Regions from separate parts of the Homo sapiens genome. Here region 2 is linked to region 1. A link is a contact called in ENCODE Hi-C or POLR2A ChIA-PET data. All regions are on one chromosome and are shown on one strand. The core of a region is the stretch at or near the end of the contact, and the rest is flanking DNA. Distances in the headings are between cores, read along the strand shown. Region 1 overlaps OXA1L-DT (OXA1L divergent transcript). Region 2 holds the start of ABHD4 (abhydrolase domain containing 4, N-acyl phospholipase B).

Region 1 (5,278 bases), core at 871-3,370:
AACACAGTGTGTTTATGTTATTGGGAGTAATATCATCTCCCTCTTTGGAAATTACGAGCAATATCACAGGGGGTGTACAGCACCTGCGAAATTGAGAGTAATATCACCCTCTCCCCTTCTGCATATTAGAGAAAAATATCACTGGGGTGTGTACACCTCCTACAATATTGGGAGTAATATCATACTCTTTCCCCCTGGATATTAGGAACAGTATCACAGGGAAGGTGTACGCCTTCCGCCATACTGGGAGTAATAATATCCTCTCTCGCTCTGGATATTAGGAAAAATATTACAGTGGGGTGTACAGCGCCTGCGATATTGGGAGTAATATAATTTTATCCCCTCCTCCTGGGTAGTAGGAACAATATCACAGGGGTGTTTACATTCCCTGCGATATTGAGGTATTGAGAGTAATATCATCTTCTCTCCTCCTGGATATTAGGAACTATATCACGGGGGGGAGGGGTGTACACCATCTGCAAATTTGAAAGTAATATAATCTTCTTCCATGGATATTAGAAACGATGTCACAGAAGGAATGTACACTTTCTCTGATATTGGGAGTAATATTATCTTCTCCCCGCCCCCCCGGGTATTAGGAACAATATCGGGGGCTGGGGTGTGTACGCCTCCTGTGATATTAAGAGTAATAGTTTTTCCCCTGGATATTAGGAAAAACATGAGAGGGTGGGTGTACACTCCCTGCAATATTGGAAGTAATATCATCCTCCATCCTCAAATATTAAAAACAATATCCCAGAGAACGTGTACATTCCCTGCGATATTTGGAGTAATATTATCCCCTACCCCCGCTAGATATTAGGAACAATATCACATAGGAGTGCACACCCCCTGCGATATTGGGAGTAATATAATCCTCTTTCCCCTTGGATATTAAAAACAGTATCACAGAGGGGGTGTACGCCCCCTTCGAAATTGGTAGTAACAACATACTCTCCCTCCCGGGATATTAGGAACAATATTACAGGGTGGGTGTACACTCACTGCAATTTTGGGAGTAATATCATCTGCTCCCTTAATGGATATTAAGAACAATATCACAGGCGGGGTGTTTTCCCCACCTGCGATATTGGGAGTAATATCATCCTCTTCCCACCTGAATATTAGGAATAAAATCACAGGGAGGGTGCACACCCCCTGCGATATTGGGAGTAATATCATCCTCTCCCCTCCTGGATATTATAAACGATATCACAACGGGGGGTGTACACCCCCACGATTTTGAAAGTAATATCATCTTCTCCCCAACTGATACTAAAAACATTATCACACGGATGTGTATGCCTCCTGCAATATAAAGAGTAATTTCATCCTCTCCCCTCCTGGATATTAGGAAGAATATCACGGGGCGGGGCTTTGTACGCCCTCTGCAATATTGGGAGTAATATCATCTTCTGCCCCCTGGATATTAAAAACAATATCACAGAGGGGGTATGCAACCCCTGCGATAGTGGGAGTAATATCATCCTCTCCCGCCCTGGATATTAGGAACAATATCATGGTGGGAAAGGTGTACACGCCGTGCGATATTAGGAGTAATATCATCCACTTCCCCTCTGGATTTAGAAACAATATCACAGGGGAAGTGTACACCCCCTGCGATGTTAAGAGTAATATCACGGCTGGGCGCGGTGGCTCACGCTTGTTATCCCAGCACTTTGGGAGGCCGAGGCGGGCGGATCACGAGGTCAGGAGATCGAGACTATCCTGCCTAACACGGTGAAACCCCGTCTCTACTAAAAAAAAAAAAAAAAAATACAAAAATTAGCCGGGCGCGGTAGAGGGCGCCTGTAGTTCCAGCTGCTCGGGAGGCTGAGGCGGGAGAATGGCGTGAACCCGGGAGGCGGAGCTTGCAGTGAGCCGAGATCGCGCCGCTGCACTCCAGCCTGGGTGACAGAGCGTGACTCCGCCTCAAAAAAAAAAAAAAAAAAAAAAAGAGTAATATCATCCTCTCCTTCCCTGGATATTAGAAACAGCCTTACAGAGAGGTGTATACCAACTGTGATCTTAGGAGTAATATTATCCTTTACCCCCCTGGATATTAGGAACAATATCACAGAAAGGTTGTACAACATCTCGATATTGGGAGTAATATAATCCTCTCCACTTCCGCATATTAGAAACAATATCACAGGTGGGGGTGTACATCCCGTGCGTTATTGGAAGTAATATCATTTTCTTCCTTTCTGGATATTCAGAACAATATCACAGGAGGGCTGTACACTCCCTGCAATATTGCGAGTAATATTATCCTCTTCGCCCATGGAAATTAGGAACAATATCACAGGCAAGGTGTACACCTCTTGAGATACTGAAAGTAATATCATCCTTTCCGAACCTGGATATTAGGAACAATATCACGGGGAGTTGTATACTCTCCGCGATATTGAGAGTAATATCATTTTCTCCCTGCTATATTTTAAGAACAATATCACAAAGGGGGTGTACAACTGCTGCAATATTGGGAGTAATGTCATCTTTTTTCTTCTGGATATTAGGAACAATACTACAAGGGATGTGTACATCCCTGCAATATTGAAAGTAATATCAACCTCTGCCACCCTGGATATTAGGAAAAATATCACAGGAGGGGTGTACACCCCTTGCATTACTGGGAGTAATATTATCCTCCCCTAACCTGGATATTAACATCACAGGAGGGGTGTACACCCCCTTCGATATTGAGAGTAATATTATCCTCTCCCTCTCTAGATATGAGAAACCATATCACAAGGTGAATGTACATTCCCTGCAATGTTGGGAGTAATATCATTCTCTTTACCCCTGGTTTTACACCCCCTCTGATATTTGTACTAATAGTATCCTCTTCTGTCCTGGATATTAAAAACAATAGCACAAGGTGGGTGTACACCCCCTGCAATATTGGGAGAAATATTATGCTCTCTTCCCCTGGATATTAGAAACAATATCACAGAAGGGGTGTACACCCCCTGCGACATTGGGAATAATATCATCCTCTGCGTCCCTGAATATTAGGAACAGTGGTTCACCCCCCTGTAATATTGGGCATAATATCCTCTCTCTCTCTCTCTCTAAATATTGGGAACAATATCACAAGTGAGGTGTACAGCCCCGGTGATATTGGGTGTAATATTATCCTCTCTCACTTTGGATATTAGGAACAATACGAAAGAAGGTGCATACACCCCCTGCGATATTGGAAGTAATATCATCCTCACTCCACCTGGATATTAGAAACATTGTCACCTGGGGGTTGTACCCCCCCTGTGAAATTGGGCATAATATCATTATTTTCAACTGTGGATATGACGAACAGTATCACAGAAGAGGTGTATGACCTGTGCGATATTGAGAGTAATATCATCCCTTCCCTTTTTGGATATTAGCAACAATGTTACAGAAGGGGTCTACACCCTCTGCGATATTTGGAGTAATATCATCCTCTCCCCCTTTGGATATTCGGGAAATATAACGTGGGGGTGTACACCCCTAGCGATATTGGAAGTAATATCATCCTCTCCCCCCATGAATATTAGGAACAATATCACGGTGGGGGTGTACACCCCCTGCAGTATTGGGACTTTTCCTTTTCTCACCCTTGTGATATTAGGAAGAATATCACAGGAAAAGTGTACACCCCCTGCGATATTGGGAGTAATATCATTTTGTTTCCTTCTGGATATTAGGCACAATATCATGGGGTGGGTATACACCCCCTGCAACATTGGGAATAATATTCTTCTCTTCTTCCCTGGATATTAGGAAATGCATCACAGTGGTGGCGTACACCCCCTGCGATATTAGGAGTAATATAATCCTCTCCCCCCCGAATATTAGGAATAATATCACAGGGGGCGTGTACACTTTCTGCGATATTGGGAGTAACATCATTCTCTTTTTCCCAGGATATTAGGAACAATATCACAAAGGGGGTGTACACTGTCTACAACATTGGGAGTGATATCATCTCCCCCACTGAATATTAGGAACAATATCCCAGAGGGGATGCACACCTCTTGCGATATTGGGAATAATATTATCCTGTCTCCTCTTGGATATTAGGAACAATACACCCCCTGCGACACTGGAAGTAATATCATCCTCTCTCTTCCTTGATATTAGGTACAATATCACAGGGGGATTGTACTCCCCCTGCGATATTGGGAGTAATATTATTCTCTTCCCCTGTGGATTTTGGGGGTGTACACCCCCCTGTGATATTGTTTGTAATATTTAGGGGGGAGTTGATATTACTCGCAATATCGTAAACACCCTGTGTGTACATTCTCGGTGATAACGTTCGTCATATCCAGGGTGGCAGAGGATGATATTACTCCCAATATCACAGGGTGTGTACCCCATCCTATGATATTGTTGATAATATCCAGGGGAGGAGAGGGTGGTATTACTCCCAATATTGCAGAGTGTACACCTTCCTGTGATATTGTTCATAATATTCAGAGGGGGAGAGGATGGCATTACTTCCAATATCGCATGGAGTATACACTCCCCTATGATGTTGTTTATAGTTTTTCAGGGGGGAGCATAAAAGTATTCCCAATATCACAGAGGGTGTACATCCTTCTGTGATATTGTTTGTAATATGCACTGGGGGAGAAAATGATATTACTCCCAATGTCGCAAAGATTGTATACCCCTCGTGATATTGTTCATAATATCCAGGGGGAAAGAGGATGATATTACTTTTAACACTGCAGGGCGTGTACACCCCTTTGTAATATTGTTCATGATATCCAGGGGTGAGAGTATGTTCTTACTCTTAATATCGCAGGGGGTGTACACCCCCTCGGGATATTGTTCGTAATATCAAGGCGGGGAAAGGATGATATTATTCCCAATTTTGCAGGGGGTGTACACCCACCTGTGATATTTTTGCTATTACCCGGTGGGGGGGGGAGCATATCGCCCCCAATATCGCAGGGGGTGTACACCGTTCTGTCATATTGTTCGTAGTAACCAGGTGGAAAGAAAATGATATTAACCTCAATACTGCAGGGGGTGTACACCCTCCTGTGATATTGTTCACAATATCCAGGGAGGGAGAGGATAATATTACTTTCTACATCGCAGCAGCTGTAGAACTTCCTGTGATATTATTTGTAATACCCAGGAGGGGAGAGGATGATATTACTTCCCATATCTCAAGGGGTTAACACCCTTCTGTGATACTGTTCATAATATTCAGGTGGGGAGAAGATGATATTACAGTCAATATTGCAGAGGGTGTACACCCTCCTGTGATATTGTTTGTAAT
Region 2 (5,278 bases), core at 1,500-3,999, 110 kb after region 1:
ACAGGTTCCCTCTGGTCTTGTTTTCTAGATTGTAAAATGAGTAGAAAGCTCACCTATGTCCTCACCTCTAATGACATGCGGTAACACAGATAACTCATCCCGTTTTCTCCTTCATACCCAGGGACCTTAAGTCATTGCAAGGTAGAGGTTAAAAGCACCAGCTTTGGAATTACACACACACACACACACACACACACACACACACACACACACACACCCCCCTGCTGGACGTGAATCATAGTGTTATCATTGATGAGCAGAATGGTTTTGGCCCATTAAATAACCTGTCTTTGAGCATCTGTATATGTAAGGACACTTGTAAGATGCCCAGTACAAATGAGATGCTCAATGAATGACAGTTTGTATTATTCCTTGTTAACCCCATATGATATTTCTCTTTTCTTGAACTCTGCCTGAGTTACAGGACAGATATCTACAGCTATAGGAAGGGCCTGTGAACACTGGCATATTCAAGGTAGGGCACTCTAAGGGGGAGTGAGGGGAACCATGACCAAATCCCCTTGGCCCACACTGGGCATCCTGATACATCATTTGAAGCACAGAATTTTAAATTAGGATGTTTCCTTAGGAATCAACTAGTCTAGCCTCTGTATTTTACAGATGAGCAAACTGATGCCCAAAGAGGTCATACAAGTTAGAAAAAAAGAACCAGAACTAGAGCCCCTTATCTCAAATCCAGGTTTCTCTCCCTGAACCTTCCAGCCTCAGCTTTTCAAGGTCATGTACAAATATTCACAGAACATAACCACATTTTTACATTTATGTCTGTTTTCTCAAGGGAGGTGTGATCTAAACTCTGAAGGCCAGAGTTCCAATTTTAGCACTGTCACTTACCAGCAATGTGACTGTGGGCACATTATTTAGCTTTTCTGTGTCAGAGCTTCCTCATCTTTAAAAGGGAGGTAATAATATCTACCTCATAGGGTTGCTATAAAGATTAAAAGTGTTAATGCATCTAAAGCACATAGAATATTGCCTAGCACAAACTCCCAATCAACTTTCTTTCCCCCCAGCTAAATCATAAGTTGTCTACATTCCCAGTGTTTTGCAAGTAGCAACTCTCAGTGGATGTTTGAAGTTTGAAAGAAAAACTGGGGTTGCAGCTGGGAGTGATACATCAATGGTTTTAGCCAGATGAGAGTTGTCAATATCAATCGATCTAATCCTAGGGAGACTCAGAATCCTTTTAATATTCTACTGGAATTCCTTGTAGGCTTGAAGCACGGGGACCAAGACCACAGGATTTTGTCAGCCTTAAGAGACAAATTTTCTCTCTAAATCACAGACTGTGACAAGTCAGATCATAACACCTGGATCCCACATTGTCCTGTTACTGTACAAAGCAGAGTTCAGGAGAAACGCTACCCAAGGAACAGCATCATAGACTGCTCAGCAGAGAGTCCTTGGTGGGAGAATTACTTTGCTTTCCTTCTTCACCAAAAATGTTACAAGTAAACACTGGAAATGGTGCCTGGCACACTGTATGTGCTCAAAACTATGCGGGAGGTAAGGGCTGGAGTGGGAAATTGAGGCAAGGAGCAGAAAAGACATTCAGCCATGAACTTAACCTGGCTAGGACGGTCTCTGTCAACTTGATGGGGGTGAAGCACAAGGGGTTCTGTGCTGGGAGAGAATCCTGTTCTAGACCTCTGTGATCTTGGGCAAGTCTCCTAATTTCTATGGACACCAGCTTCTTCATTTTTAAAAAGGAGCTGAACTACCTGCATGTCCTCCAGCTCTAATATTCTGCCTCCCTAAGTCCTTTAAAGCATTGCAAATTTCCTCTTGGAAAAGTCATCTTAGAAAGTAAAACATTCCCCTGGACATTTCTTTCAAGCCCAGCAAGCTATTAATTATGGTCATAAAGTTAATTAGTTCCCCGGACTTCCAGTTCTACAGGTCTGAAAAACAGGATTACTGGGTCCAGGAAAGGCCCAGTTCTGGTGAAACCAAGGCTCGGCTGGGAGCTGAGTCATTCTTCTCGTAGCAACTTTTTCTTACTCCTATCAGATTGCGAACTGCTAGTCACACCACCTACAGGTGGTATCCCAAACCTGATGCCCTTGAAAGAGTGGTAGCAAATCCCAATAGCTCTAAATCTGAAACCATTGCATTAAAGATGTTGTTACGATTATTAAAAGCATTATCAACTAGGATCACATGCGGCTACGTGTCTCGGTGGGCGACAGCTAAAGAAACTTGCAAGCCCGTTGTTCCACACCAATTTCAGCGCGATGGAGACCTCTCCAGTCTCTCCACATCTTCTCTTTGCCGGGCGGAGGGAGGAGGCTCTCTCCATCCCCACGACTGCCGTTCTGGGGGGCAAGTCGAGACGAGCACGCCTGGCTGCTACCTCCGCACCCGCGTCCCACAAGCTTGCTTTCGGGGATCTCACACATCAACATGGAATCTCTCCAGAGGCCAGAGGAGAATGAGGGGCACTCGCGAGGACTAAGGTAGAAAGCCAGGATCCCCGGGCTGCGGGCGAGCGCGTCTCCCATGGCTCCCCAGGCTCAGCCGCTGCCTCTTCTGGGCAAATGCAAAGCAAGCAACGCACCCACCCCCCGCCCTCCCCGGAGGCCGACCTGGAAAAGGAAGAGCGGGAAGGTGTCTACAACTGTTCCTCAGCCACAGACAGTCCCAGGATCATGGCCCAGAGAGAGAGAGAGAAAGAGAGAAAGGGACAGGATTAACTCACTGCTGCTCCAGATCATCGGCCATAGTAAACAAGCCTTGCCAGGTCCTGGCGAGCCCGCCCAGCGCCTGACGCCAGCACCAGCTGACCCGGGAGGCCGCGGGGAGCAAGGGGGCGTGGCCGCGCAGGGGGCAGGGCTCGCGGCGGGCCGGCGGTCGGCGGTGGGACCCTCAAAACTCTGCAACTTGGTTTCAGCTAGTGGGGCCCTTGCTGTGTTTTCAATCACTGGCATGTGTCCCGGCAGAGATGTCTCTGACGGTCTCAGAATGGGACAGTAATCCTGGTCACACATTTGGGGGAGTCCTTGCAGGAGCTCCGACAGCCCTCCCTTCTCTCATAACTAAAAAGTGGTAGAACTACGCCTGCACGCTCGCACCCACTCTTTGGGCTTCCCATTGTAACTGTGTCCTCCTGAAATCGACCCTTGTTAATGTTCCTTCTAGTAAGAGGCTTAAATGTTTGTGGAGACAACGCCATTGGTTGAATGCTCCTACAAAGGGCCTGGATGCCAGATTTCGAAACTAAAATACAGGACACCTAGTTAAATGTAAATTCCAGATTTAAATAAAGCAAATACTTTTTTAGAATAAGTATGGGCCATGCAGTATTTGGGACATAAGTAGGCATCCTGTATTTTCTCTGGCAAACCTAAACCTATATGACATCTGCCAAAATGGGCATATCTCTGCTCTGATGTTGACTCTGACCCCAACCTATTTTCCAGGGAAAATATAGCTCAACTCCAGGTCACCCTCAGTTTGGAGGATAACAGTTGAAGGACTCACCAATAAGGCTAGGTCTCCTTTCGGTATGTAAATGCGGGGACAGGGAGATAAGGCTGGCTTGGCCCAGAGGTCCTGAGTGCACTTCAGTTTGCTCAGCAGAGGAGCTAAATCTTGAGGCTGGCTGCTGAATTTGCTTGTACCGGTAAACAGGGCCTGACCTCCCTGGAACTGTCAGATTTCAGATCATCCCCTTAGTTAAAACCAGACTAGGGGTGGGGCGCGGTGGCTCACGCCTGTAATCCCTGCACCTTGGGAGGCCAAAGTGGGTGGATCACTTGCAGTCAGTAGTTCGAGACCAGTCTGGCCAACATGGTGAAACCCCATCTCTTACTAAAAATACAAAAAATTAGCCAGGTGTGGTAGCAGGCACCTGTAATCCTAGCTACTGGGGAGGCTGCGGCAGGGAGAATTGCTTGAACCCAGGAGGCGGAGGTTGCAGTGAGCCAAAATTGTGACACTGCACTCCAGCCTGAGAGACAGAGTGAGACTCCATCTCAAAAACCAAAAACAAACAAGCAAACAAACAAAAAAAACCAGACTGGGGAGTGGTGGAGGATGGGTGAGAGAATGCTGGTGCACAGGGGTTTATCAAAGCATTTTTCTTTAGCCTTCCTGCAGGACCCAGATGATTCTGAGATTTCTTCTTTGTAGCAACACAGTGTTAAGCTGATCATTATAAAGACTTAACGTTTAGGAGAACCAGCATTTATAGAGTTTAGGGGCTTAGGAATTTGCCAGATGTGGTACAAAGTAGTTCAACTAGCAGAGGACTTGTCTCTTTCATGCAACCTTTTTTTTTTTGAGACTGATTCTCACTGTCACCTAAGCTGGAATGCAGTGTCATGATCATGGCTCACTGCAGCCTTGAACTCCTGGGCTCAAGGGGTCCTCTTGCCTCAGTCTTCTAAGTAGCTAGGACTACATGTGCCCAGCTAATTTTTTTTTTAGTTTTTGTAAAGATGGGGTCTTGTTATTTTGCCCAGGCTGGTCTCAAACTCCTTGGCTCAAGCTATCTTTCTGCCTTGGGGTCTCAAAGTGCTGGGATTACAGGGGTGAGCCAACAAACTTGGCTTCGTTCAATCTTTCAACAAAGCACAGTGGTTCTAAACTTCAGTATGCATAGAATCATCTGGTGGATTTATTAGAAATTCAGATTTCTGGGCTGGGCATGGTGGCTCACGCCTGTAATCCCATCACTTTGGGAGGCCGAGGCAGATGGATCACGAGGTCAAGAGTTTGAGACCAGCCTGGCCAACATGGTGAAACCCCATCTCTACTAAGAATACAAAAATTAGCCAGGTGTGGTGGCGCGTGCCTGTAATCCCAGCTACTCAGGAGGCTGAGGCAGGAGAATTGCTTGAACACGGGAGGAGGAGGTTGCAGTGAGTTGAGATCGTGCCATTGCACTCCAGCCTGGGGGACAAAGCAAGACTCCATCTTGGAAAAAAAAATTCAGATTTCTAGCACCTACCCTCTGAGATTCAGATTCAGCTGGTTTGGCTTGATGCTAGAAAGCCGCATTTTTAGGAAGCACCGCAGATACTGGTGCTCCACGAGACTCACTGGTTGGTTAGAAGTATAGATTCTGGAGTCATGAAGCCTGGTTAAGTTCAGTATTTGCTTTGCCACTTATCCACTGTAAATCCTTGGCCAAGTTATTTAGCATCTCTTAATTTCTTCCTCTGGCTTGTATCTTGTGAGAACTAACCAAGATAATTCAAATAAACATGTGGTACACTTATTTGTGATACGAATATTACTTATTTTTGTTGTTGCT

Evidence for each region. Hi-C counts contacts between places; a loop is a spot of excess contacts on that map. ChIA-PET counts read pairs that join two places held with the same protein, here RNA polymerase II (POLR2A). Pooled maps may share reads with other maps.
Region 2: a loop to region 1 is called in a map of heart left ventricle, with 2.1 times the contacts of the local background. The contact joins the promoter of ABHD4 here to the enhancer-like site in region 1. A Hi-C loop is called at or near these places in 3 of 168 maps with a recorded cell type or tissue (dorsolateral prefrontal cortex, endothelial cell of umbilical vein and heart left ventricle), 4 of 37 single-sample maps with no recorded cell type and 9 of 50 pooled maps. POLR2A ChIA-PET finds 5 or more read pairs at or near these places in 5 of 52 experiments (A549, CD8-positive, alpha-beta memory T cell, OCI-LY7 and 1 more).

The regions. Positions count from the first base shown.
Region 1 is chr14:22,709,858-22,715,135 of GRCh38, reverse strand. The region is part of intron 2 of OXA1L-DT (OXA1L divergent transcript); the gene reads left to right. Among named protein-coding and RNA genes, the nearest start is that of OXA1L-DT, 54 kb to the left of the region's middle. Within about 2 kb of position 2,120, at least 3 of the 41 ENCODE cell types and tissues checked have a DNase peak (open chromatin) inside an H3K27ac peak, as active enhancers do; they include OCI-LY7 and endothelial cell of umbilical vein, where a contact is called at or near this core.
Region 2 is chr14:22,595,771-22,601,048 of GRCh38, reverse strand. It overlaps ABHD4 (abhydrolase domain containing 4, N-acyl phospholipase B), which reads right to left and starts at 2,749. Exons shown (of 7, transcript NM_022060.3): 1 at 2,720-2,749. The coding sequence starts at 2,742. RefSeq lists an enhancer at 2,515-2,754 and a silencer at 2,865-3,064.